Linked DNA regions of Mus musculus: region 2 is linked to region 1. The links are chromatin loops, found by intact Hi-C in ENCODE. Cell type or tissue: left cerebral cortex. All regions are shown on one strand. Region 1 overlaps Itpr2 (inositol 1,4,5-triphosphate receptor 2). Region 2 overlaps LOC105247329 (a long non-coding RNA gene).

The links. A loop is a pair of places that touch in the nucleus more often than their neighbours do. Peaks named below come from ENCODE experiments on the same cell type or tissue, not always from the same donor. Only the 100,000 strongest peaks of a DNase experiment are listed, where the experiment ranks them.
Region 2: it touches region 1 in a loop (2.9-fold over the local background); 5 of 42 quality-filtered maps call a loop at or near these places.

Annotation. Positions count from the first base shown.
Region 1 is chr6:146,402,572-146,407,571 of GRCm38, forward strand. Itpr2 (inositol 1,4,5-triphosphate receptor 2) reads right to left here. Exons shown (of 57, transcript NM_019923.4): 10 at 3,187-3,231. Among named protein-coding and RNA genes, the nearest start is that of Itpr2, 97 kb to the right of the region's middle. In left cerebral cortex, a CTCF peak has its summit at 3,021 (motif pointing left); DNase peaks (open chromatin) are centred at 913, 2,513 and 2,963; H3K27ac peaks cover 272 bases.
Region 2 is chr6:145,369,790-145,374,789 of GRCm38, forward strand. The region is part of intron 3 of LOC105247329 (a long non-coding RNA gene); the gene reads right to left. Among named protein-coding and RNA genes, the nearest start is that of Gm38926, 24 kb to the left of the region's middle. In left cerebral cortex, a CTCF peak has its summit at 2,449 (motif pointing right); a DNase peak (open chromatin) is centred at 4,149.

The DNA of each region.
Region 1 (5,000 bases):
CACTGCACAGGGTGGGCTGCACAGGGAGAGCTGCACAGGGAGGCACTGCACAGGGTGGACTGCACAGGGAGGGCTGCACAGGGAGGGCTGCACAGGGAGGGCTGCACAGGAAGGCACTGCACAGGGTGGGCTGCACAGGGTGGGCTGCACAGGGAGGGCTGCATAGGGAGGCACTGCACAGGGTGGGCTGCACAAGAAGGCACTGCACAGGGTGGGCTACACAGGGAGGCACTGCACAGGGAGAGCTGCACAGGGAGGGCTGCACAGGGAGGCACTGCACAGGGAGGGCTGCACAGGGAGGGCTGCACAGGAAGGCACTGCACAGGGTAGGCTGCACAGGGAGAGCTGTACAGGGAGGGCTGCACAGGGAGGCACTGCACAGGGTGGGCTGCACAGGGAGGCACTGCACAGGGTGGGCTGCACAGGGAGGGCTGCAGAGGGAGGCACTGTACAAGGAAGGCTGCACATGGAGGGCTGCACAGGGAGAACTGCACAGAGAGGCACTGAACAGGGAGGCACCGCACAGGGAGGCACTGAACAGGGAAGGCTGCACAGGGAGGCACTGCACAGGGAGAGCTGCACAGGGAGGGCTGCACAGGGAGGCACCACACAGGAAGGGTTGCACGGGAAGGCACTGCACAGGGAGGCACTGCACACTTTGGGCTGCACAGGGAGGCACTGAACAGGGAGAGCTGCACAGGGAGGCACCTGCCCTGATTCAAAGCCACAAGGGAGCTGATGGCTGTGCTCCTGCTCCAGCCCCCTCTCCTGGAAAGGTGTACTTCAGGGCACCCCAGGACACCTTTGTGTTGAGTCATGGTGAGTCACTGACTTTAGATTGAACATCACATTTCTGTGCTGTTGGAGCCTAAGACGTGCTGGGAGAAGCTCTGTCTGAGTTTGGAGCTGACGTACAGGCTGCAGAAGGCTGCCACATTTCTGTCATGGCTCTCCCCTCCCTCCTCAGCCCAACCTCCAACTCTGCTTGGGGAAGCCACACATCCCAGGCTGCTTCCGGAAGCTGCCGGGAGTTTCTCTGTCTCTGTAAGCCTCATCCCCAGAGCTTCCTGAGGGATCCTTTCTGCTTTCTAAGTCTGCCCATCTTACTGCCAGTGAGCCTGGAGTGAAACCCATGGCAATGTGAAGATCTGACAGAACCTAAACCCCCATCTCCAAATTCTACAGATCAGAATTTGAAAGTGCTTCTTCAACAGTCTCCTTTTTCTAGAACATTTCCATGTGTATAAACACACGCAGGTCTGTTCCTGGCCACATAGGAGGATTTTGATGCTTAGAGGACATCTGAAAATTTCTGGACACATTTTTGGTTGTCACAGCTGAGAGCTGGGGTGGGGTGAAGCTTCTAACACCCAGTAAGATGAGATCAGCATGCTGCCATCAGCCTGCCTTCCAGGGGGTGCCCCTCTACCATTGAGGGAACACCCGCTACGACTTAGGCAGAGGACACCCCACTACTCATACAGAGCTCATCTTGCCACCACCACAAAGAATTATTTGGTCCACTGTGCCAATAATGCAGAGGCTGTGAGACCCCAACAGAACTGCCTTCAAAATAATCAGATCCCTTGCCACATAAATATGTTTGGTAATACGAATGGCATTGCAGAGAATTTTTTTTAAAAAAATCCCCTCTGCAGAGCCATCTGAAAAAATGTGGACCTTCGAGAAGAAATAATGACCATCAGGTTCCCAGCTGGGCTTGACACGGTGCCAATGTCTACCGGGTGCACAGGGAAGCTGCATTTGTAAGATTGGAAATAATGGGCCCCTTTGTAAAGTGAACACAGCAATTCGGCCTTAATGGGAGCCCCGACACACACAGCCTCATTTCTGCAACACCCTGCATTAACCTCTGAGACTTCCAAAATGGAAGGTGACGTTTTGATAAAGGTTTCTGAATTACAGGAAAAAATATTAGCAGGTCATTAAGTCGCCAACGCGGGGAAAATTAAGGGGAAAATCAGCATCATCGCCATCACTGTTACTGGAACTCTGCGTGAGAGGCCGGCGCTCTGTTTTGGGAAATTGATCTTCTCTGTCACAGGCTGCAGATCGACTCTAACAACCCTTCTCCTTTCCTCTTCAGACAGAAGTGTAATTACTGCAATGTGACAAACAGATTATGGAACAAGAAGCCACACTGTGCGCACTACACCTTCACGGGCTCAGTTTTCTTTACAGTCAAACTTGAGGCTCTGGAGACAGGCTCATTAAACCAAACCTCTGCTGCTGGCGGTCTCTCACAGGAGACTGGCACAGTCCAGAATGCAGACCACCTGCCCTGTGTGTGATTGCAGTGAATCTGGGGACAAGCTCTCAAACACAGGCATGTTCTTCTCAGCTTTAGTGGAGTTGAGGAATTAGGAGGAGAGCAGCGCAGCCAAACAAGGCTTGATTAGTGAGAAGGGATGTCACCCTGAGTCTACTGCTTAGCACAGAATCCTGCTTCCTAACCGCTCCGTGAAGCTGCATTTTCTGTGTCCACCCACTCTGCTCAACCCACACAGCCAGCTGCATGGCCACCGTCCATGCAGGAAGCAGAGCAGAGCTGTAATTAAGCCACACAGTGGGAAGGTTTGATGGGTGCCTTCCTAGAAGCAACTTGTCCCCCAGTACTGAGGACTGAACCTACAGCCTCACATGTAAACCCTGTATCATGAGCTACCCCTCCAGCCCTCTTTATAACTTCCTATTACATTTAGTTTTCATGTATGTATGTGCATGGATGTGCATGGATGTGGGGGACAGATGCCACAACAGACATGTAAAGTCCAACTCTTGTGAGTTGGTTTTCTCCTTCTACCATATGGGTTTGGGGAACAGAGTTCAGACCCTCCGGAAACACCCAAGAACCATTTCACTGCCCGCCCCCCTTTTAGATAGTACTTCCATGTACTTCTGGAAACTGAACATAGACCTACCATAGCCTATTTCCCAGAAGCCTCGGCGTCTTGCAATAACCAGCCTTCAAGAGGCAGGAATTCCCTTAGCGCCCCCTGCTGGCAGGGATGGGGATAGCATCTGAGCCCACATGCTTCTCTGACCATTCCTTCAATTAAGAATGGGGTCCTAGTCTTCAAGCTTGTTAGTAAAATGTCTTTTGATTTATTCGTATAAAATAAGATGTGGAACATTTGGGACAAACTGACAGGAAAGTCTACTCACCACATTTTTTCCTTCATTTTGAGCATCTCGATAGTCAGGATTAAGCTGAAAAACAAAGCAAAATTTGTTTTAAATTAAAAGTGCCAGTAAGAATGTGCTGAACCTGGGCCCATAAGATGTCCCAATGGATAAAGCATCACTGAAAGCTGGATGATCTGAGATCAATCCCAGCATGCACCTTGTCTCTCCCTCTTCCCCCCCCCCCATACACACACACACACACACACACATACACTGTGAACATGCTTAAATACCACACACACAAAGAAGATTCCTCCAGTGATCCCACTACTGACCTGGAACCCAGACCCAAAGAATTTACCAAAGTGTGGTTGGCCAAGCAGGTTTGATAGACCAATAGATTCATGATCAGAGATGATGCAACGCTCAGAATGTAACAGGGCACAAGGCAGAGGGGCAGATGGAGGCAGGGGGTTTTCTAGGAACCACTACGAGACATGGGGAGAGGAGAAGAAGCCACAGGTGGCATGCCCACTGGAACCACACTTCATGAGAACATAGGGACAGCACTCTGCTATGAAGAAGAGTCAACAGAGCTTCATGACAAACAGCCAGCTGCCCTGCCACTGAGGACTTAGAACGACAACTGAAGTATTGTACTAGAGAAATAAAAATACAAAACAAAACCATAATCCACCCACCATGTGGCTTCACTCAGAGCTCATTTATCTGAAAATGGTGGAAGAGAGCTGGGCTGAGGGAGAGAGGAGCTGTCGTCTGTGGTGTCATCTGCGCTGTGACACATGGTCACGTGGGCTTTGGCTTTGTACTCTTGTTTGTTTCTTATATTCCTTATATTATAATTATGTATAGCCATTATGTACTATACATAAATCCCATCACAGATATATATTTTTATTTTACATTTATTTATCTATTAACATATATTATATAAATATATTACATTTATATTATATATATATATATATATATGTATATAATCTGTGGGTCAGTAGTGATCCACAACTTGGCAGAATCCGGACTCGCAAGCCTTTGGGCACACCTGTGAGGGATTACCCAGGTTAGTTTAGCCTCTGACCTCGCCAGTGTGGCGGAGAAGAGTCCACTAAAGTAAGAGACAACATTGCTGGGTCTTGATCCTGGACCACCTAAAACTAAGAAGCAAGCTGTTTTGAACTGTGGATGTGGCCAGCCATAGTGAGCTCCTGCCACTGTGACATCCTTGCCATGATGGAATGTAGCCAGAAACAGGTAAACCAGAATAAACCTTCTTTCCTTAAGCTGCCTGTGTTGGAGTATCTTATCTAGTAACAGAAATGTAACCAATGCAAAGTTAGCCAGACTGTATCTAAAGCTGTATCAAAGGGTTACATTTGATGAATTAGAATACTTAGTTCCAGGTAATAGTAAATCCAAGCTCAGAGCCATGGCTCACACATAAGCAGGATGTAAACAGAAACGAGAATCCACCCAACCAAGCCCAACACAAAACAGCTTCTGCCCTTGGCGGTGCTGCCCATGTTCTACCACAGACCATGCCACACTCTAAACCCTATCAAGAGCACCCAGGCCTTTTATTTTAAAGCTTCGGGCCTTGGGAAAAGTCATCCAGTCCCAGAGAACTGGGAGTCCTTGTCTACAAAATGAGGGGGAAACTCTATGATGGAGCCCCCAGTCTGTGAAGCCTATGGCTGAGCCCAAAACTATGGAAATGCATAACTGAGTCCCAAGTCTTTGAAGTCTGACTGAGCCCCAGATCTGTGGACATGTGAGACTGAGCCACAAGCCTATGGAGACCCATGATGTCCACAGGTCTGTGTGGGTAAAAGTCA
Region 2 (5,000 bases), 1.0 Mb before region 1:
CTGCGTTATTTAAGAGTGGCTCCCCAGAGCATTTCTCAAGAGACAGCAGAGCTGGGTCTTATTAATTACATTGTTTCCTGTGGAAGAGACACACACTTAAAAGTGATAAACATAACGGACAGCAACAGCATAATGAAGTGTATTTTTATGTCAAGTGTGTTCCCTCCTCCAAGCTGTAAAGAGAGCTAGCTGCTCCCTGCAGTGATACTTGGTGGCTGGCATTCAGAATGCTACCTTGGTGGCAGTTTGCACTGAACAGAAGACAGAAGACAGGAAAGTCCACAGCCAAGAAACTTGAAACCTATCTAACTACTGGAGTCAGAAGAAATGTCCCCACTGTGCCCCACACCCCTACCCTGATGTCTTTACACACAGTAAGAGTTAAGAAAAGAAATCCTGTTTAAAAAAATACATATCTTCAGGGGATGTATGGATGTGTGTGCTGTTTTACATGTGATTTTGAGGCAGGGTCTTTTTATGTAGCTCAGGCTATTCTCAAGGTCACTAGTAGCCCAGGCTAGTGCAAACTAGAGTTCTTAGATGAGAGCAATACCCTGTTTAGGATTCTCTGAGGCTGATTGACTTCTGTGATCTTGGACAGGAGAGGTGTAGGTTGGAAGCCTAATTAGTCCAGGCTGTTTTTAGCTCTCATGAGAGCCATTTCTGGATCACCTCTGTGCCAGGCCTAACACACGCCCTGTGACTGACTACTCGGTAAGTAAGCTTTCTGGAATGTACACACAGACCAGCTATGTTCCACCAACCCAAAGGCTAACATGTCACTATGTCACTAGGCAGCATCAAGGCCTGCAGCAGAGATTGCTCCTTTCTTGTAACCAACCTGCCTGCCTGAGCCCTCCATTTGGGCTTTGGGGTCACTGGACCGTTCTGTTTGTTCTTCCCAGCACATGGACTAAATCTCCTCACTGTTTGTCCCTATTGCTCCCTCTGACTGATGTGTTGTAGAGGTTCTACTATGTGGAAGATGGCACAGCCCGGGGTGTTGGGTTTATAAATGCTAAGTGGAGATTTTTCTGGATTCTAGCCAAGGACAAAAGTCAGAAGTGGTCACTTTGTACCTTTTCCCCCTACAACTGTCTGACTCAGTTTTTATCTCCTGCTCTTGTCACGCTTTTGGTCTGTCTGTTCCCTCTCTATCTGAGGTTACACAAAGCACCCAGGAACCACTTTGCAAGAAGGACATGTTCTGGACTGGTGGCTCTGCCTTCCTCTGAACCCTTTACTCTGCCTCAGACCCTTGCTGACTCTGAGCTATCTCACTCCTCTTCTGTGAGCCATCTCATTCTTCTCTGTGTGGAAGCACCAAGATCACCGTTCTACACCCGAGGTCAGCCTAGCTTCTAGAAGTCCCAGACACAGAGCACCCCTAGGTGAGGGCAATAGCTGCAGGGATGGCTGAGAGCTCACATCATGGTGGCAGGGATGGCTGAGAACTCACATCACAGAGGCAGGGACAGCTGAGAGCTTACATCATGGTGGCAGGGATGGCTGAGAGCTCACATCACGGAGGCAGGGATGGCTGAGAGCTCTCTTCTTGATCCATAAGTAGGAGGTAGAGACAGGCACACTGGGAATGGTATGAGTCTTTTGAGACCTCAAAGCCTGCCCCTAAGAGTGATACCCAGTCCTTCAACAATGATGCCATACTTCCTAATCCTTTCAAACAGTTGCACTAATTGGGGACCAAGTAACTATCTGAGTCTATGGGGCCATTCTCATTCAAACCACCACACCTAGCATCCTCTTGGCTCTCAGATTAAACCTCATCATACTGTTATAATTTTAAATTGCATTTTGTGTGTGTGTGTGTGTGTGCGTGTGCGTGTGCTTGGTTAGGGTTAGGGTTAGGGTTAGGGTTAGGGTTAGGGTTAGATGTGCCTAGGCTAGATGTGGAGATTAGAGGATAATTTGTGAGAGTCAGGTCTCTCTCCAGGGAACCCAGTCATCAGGCTTGGAAACAGGCCTTCCTTTATCTGGTGAGTCATCTTCCACTTTGAATATATTAACGCAGACCACATCAGATAGCATATGAAACCTATCATGGTCTCCCTGTTTTGCTATAGCCCATCTACCCGACTTCCCCACAATTTTGTTTGGTTAATGTATTGATTTATTACTATCTTTTGTTTCATGGCTATAAAAGTTCACTTTGGCTCAGAATATACTATCTTTCATTTATTTGGAACTGTACTTTTAGTCACACTAGACTTATAAAGTCTGATGAAGAATTCTAAGATAAAAATGCAATCGTGTAGCTAAGTCATAATGTCAGCATTCTTTTAAAAGAGTTTGAAATGACACATGCGTGTGTGTGTGTGTGAGAGAGAGGGAGAGAGAGAGAGAGAGAGAGAGAGAGAGAGAGAGAGAGAGAGAGAGAGAGAGAGAGAGAGAGAGAGAGAGAGAACTGACTACAGCTACCAGCAGAGGCCAGCAGAGGGTTAGAGGGTTATTCTCTTGGAGCTGGAGTTGATAGCAGCTGTGAGCCCTGTGAATGGGGCATGGCTGCTGGGAACCAAACTCTAGTTCTCCACAGGAGGAGGGCACACTTTTAGTAGGTGTGCCGGCTGCCTTTCCAGTCCCAGCTGTCAACAGCTTACTCTGTTGTTTTTAACCTGAATGATAAAGCTGAGTCCACTTCCTGTCTCTTCTCCTTCTTTCTCTTCTTCCTCTTCCCCAGAGTCAACACTGTATTGAGCTTGTTTATATTTCTTCTAACCCATAGCTTACAAGTCAATAATAAGTAGTTGTATTTTATGTACCTGGAAGTAGCATTATGCGTACCTGCCCTTCACTGCCCTAGCTACTTAACAGTTGCTGTGTGTAAGTCTGGTTCAGTTGCTTCAGTGACAATATTGCCTCCTCGAACATTCTACGCTGTGCTCATATGTTGCCCGTCAGTGGCAAATGAAGCTGCTTTTATTATTTATTTCTCCATATCTATTCAAAATATAATAAGCTAGTACTGGGGCTTAGATCTGGAAGGAGCTAAGTTGACACAACGTTTTGAAATGTCTTCGCATTCCCTACTTTTCTCTTAAATGTTTAACCTTGGCATGATCACATACCAGACACAGGAAGCCTGAGTGCAGACGACCAAGTGAAAGAGAGCATTTCAACATGGCTTCTCTCGGGCTCTCCACTCCTTCCCGCGCCGTTAGGTCAAGAGAAGCATCATCAGGTTCATCACTATTTCCAGGTGCTAGGAAAATTTTAAATGTTGCATTGAAATATGCATTTTTATAATACTTTCTTGGGCCCACATCACAAAATGTCAGCATAATAGAGATGTTTTAACAGCCCAGAAGTAGTGTTTTTCTCGCACACACAAGGCCCTGGGTTCAACCACTAAGAAAATAAAACCAACCAAAAAACAAGCACAGTGCTTGACTCTTTCCGTCCTTTGGATTTTGTTGTTTAACGCTGGTGTCGTTCCACCATTGCTGATTCTCATGGTGGAACAGCCCACTATCAACTCTCCTGTGCTTAAACGAATGTTCTCTACTCTGCAGAAAGCAAGTCTCAGGTGCAGAGAGGCACATCTGTATGTGTACATGTGCATACACACACACACACACACACACACACACACACTCTCTCTCTCTCTCTCTCACATACACACTCGTTCATACAGGCTCACATTCACACATACACACTCACATACACACACACTCATACAGTCACACATGCACACACACAGTCCCATATATACTCATACACACTCATGCACACTCACATAGACACACACCTCACATACACATACACTCACACAGTTATGCAGTCACACACACACTCACATATATACTCATACCACTCATACACACACAGTCACATACACACACTTACACTCACATACACATACACTCACACATATTCTCACACACAAACACACTCACATACTCTCGAGCATTCACACACTACTTGTCTGTATTGCTGCTCCAACAGGGATGGGAATGAGTCACAGTGATTGATTGGTTTATGGTGGTGATGAGTCACTAGGACCAAACATTCTTCAAAGCTCTTGGCTGATGAGAGATGACATTTTGGAAAATGGGAAGAAGACCATGGTGTCTTACTGTCTCCCCATGGAAGGTGTTTACCAGCTGCCTGGAGGGCTATTTTTATCCCTGCACATCCTGCTCATGAGGCTTCACACACCCACTCGCATGCCACCCCCACGACATGCAGATTCCTGTTATTCATCCTTCAAGTCCACACCAGGAAGCTTTTACTCAAGCATGACTGTGCAGGCTGTCACTGAGCACAGCGCTAGCTTCCATCCTCGGCGCTGCGGTCTCACACTTGGTGATTGATGTGTGCTAGGCACCAGGATTAGTGCTTTCATTTCTTGTTTTCTTTAATCCTCTAGACACCACCCAGGGCAGTGAGTGAGCTCACTGTGCGCTTAGACAGACAGAAAAGGACTCACAAGCCTCCTCATCCTCTCTACTCTGAGGTTCAGTGGGTCCAGATGGCCTCCAAGTATGGCCGAGTGGACCATGCAGGTAACCAGGCCCTGCATGATGCACCCACTCTCCTTGGTATGTTTTGTTTTGGGGTGTGTGTGTGTGTGTGTGTGTGTGTGTGTGTGTGTGTTGTTTGTTTGGATGATAGAGTCTCATTCTGTAAGCCATGCTGGCCTTGACTGGAGATCCTCCTGTCTTGGCCTCCCTACTACTGGAGTGACAGGTGTGGGCCACTAAGCCTCGATTGTCATGTTCAAACTCCTCCACTGTCCCCACACTCTCTTGCTTCCTGCCTTGCTGTCATGGTAACAGAGTGGTTACAGGTAAAGTTGACACCAGAGCAAAGACGTGGAGAGACAGACAGGTTCTAGAGATGCAGGTACCTCATGTTATGAGCAGTCCTTTAGTCTGGGAGCAAGAACTTGGTGACCTCTGGGCACTCCTCTGTGGTTTGTCAGAGTTTTAGAGGAACAGGGCAGGGAGAATGCATACACACACTGTGACTGTGTAAACATA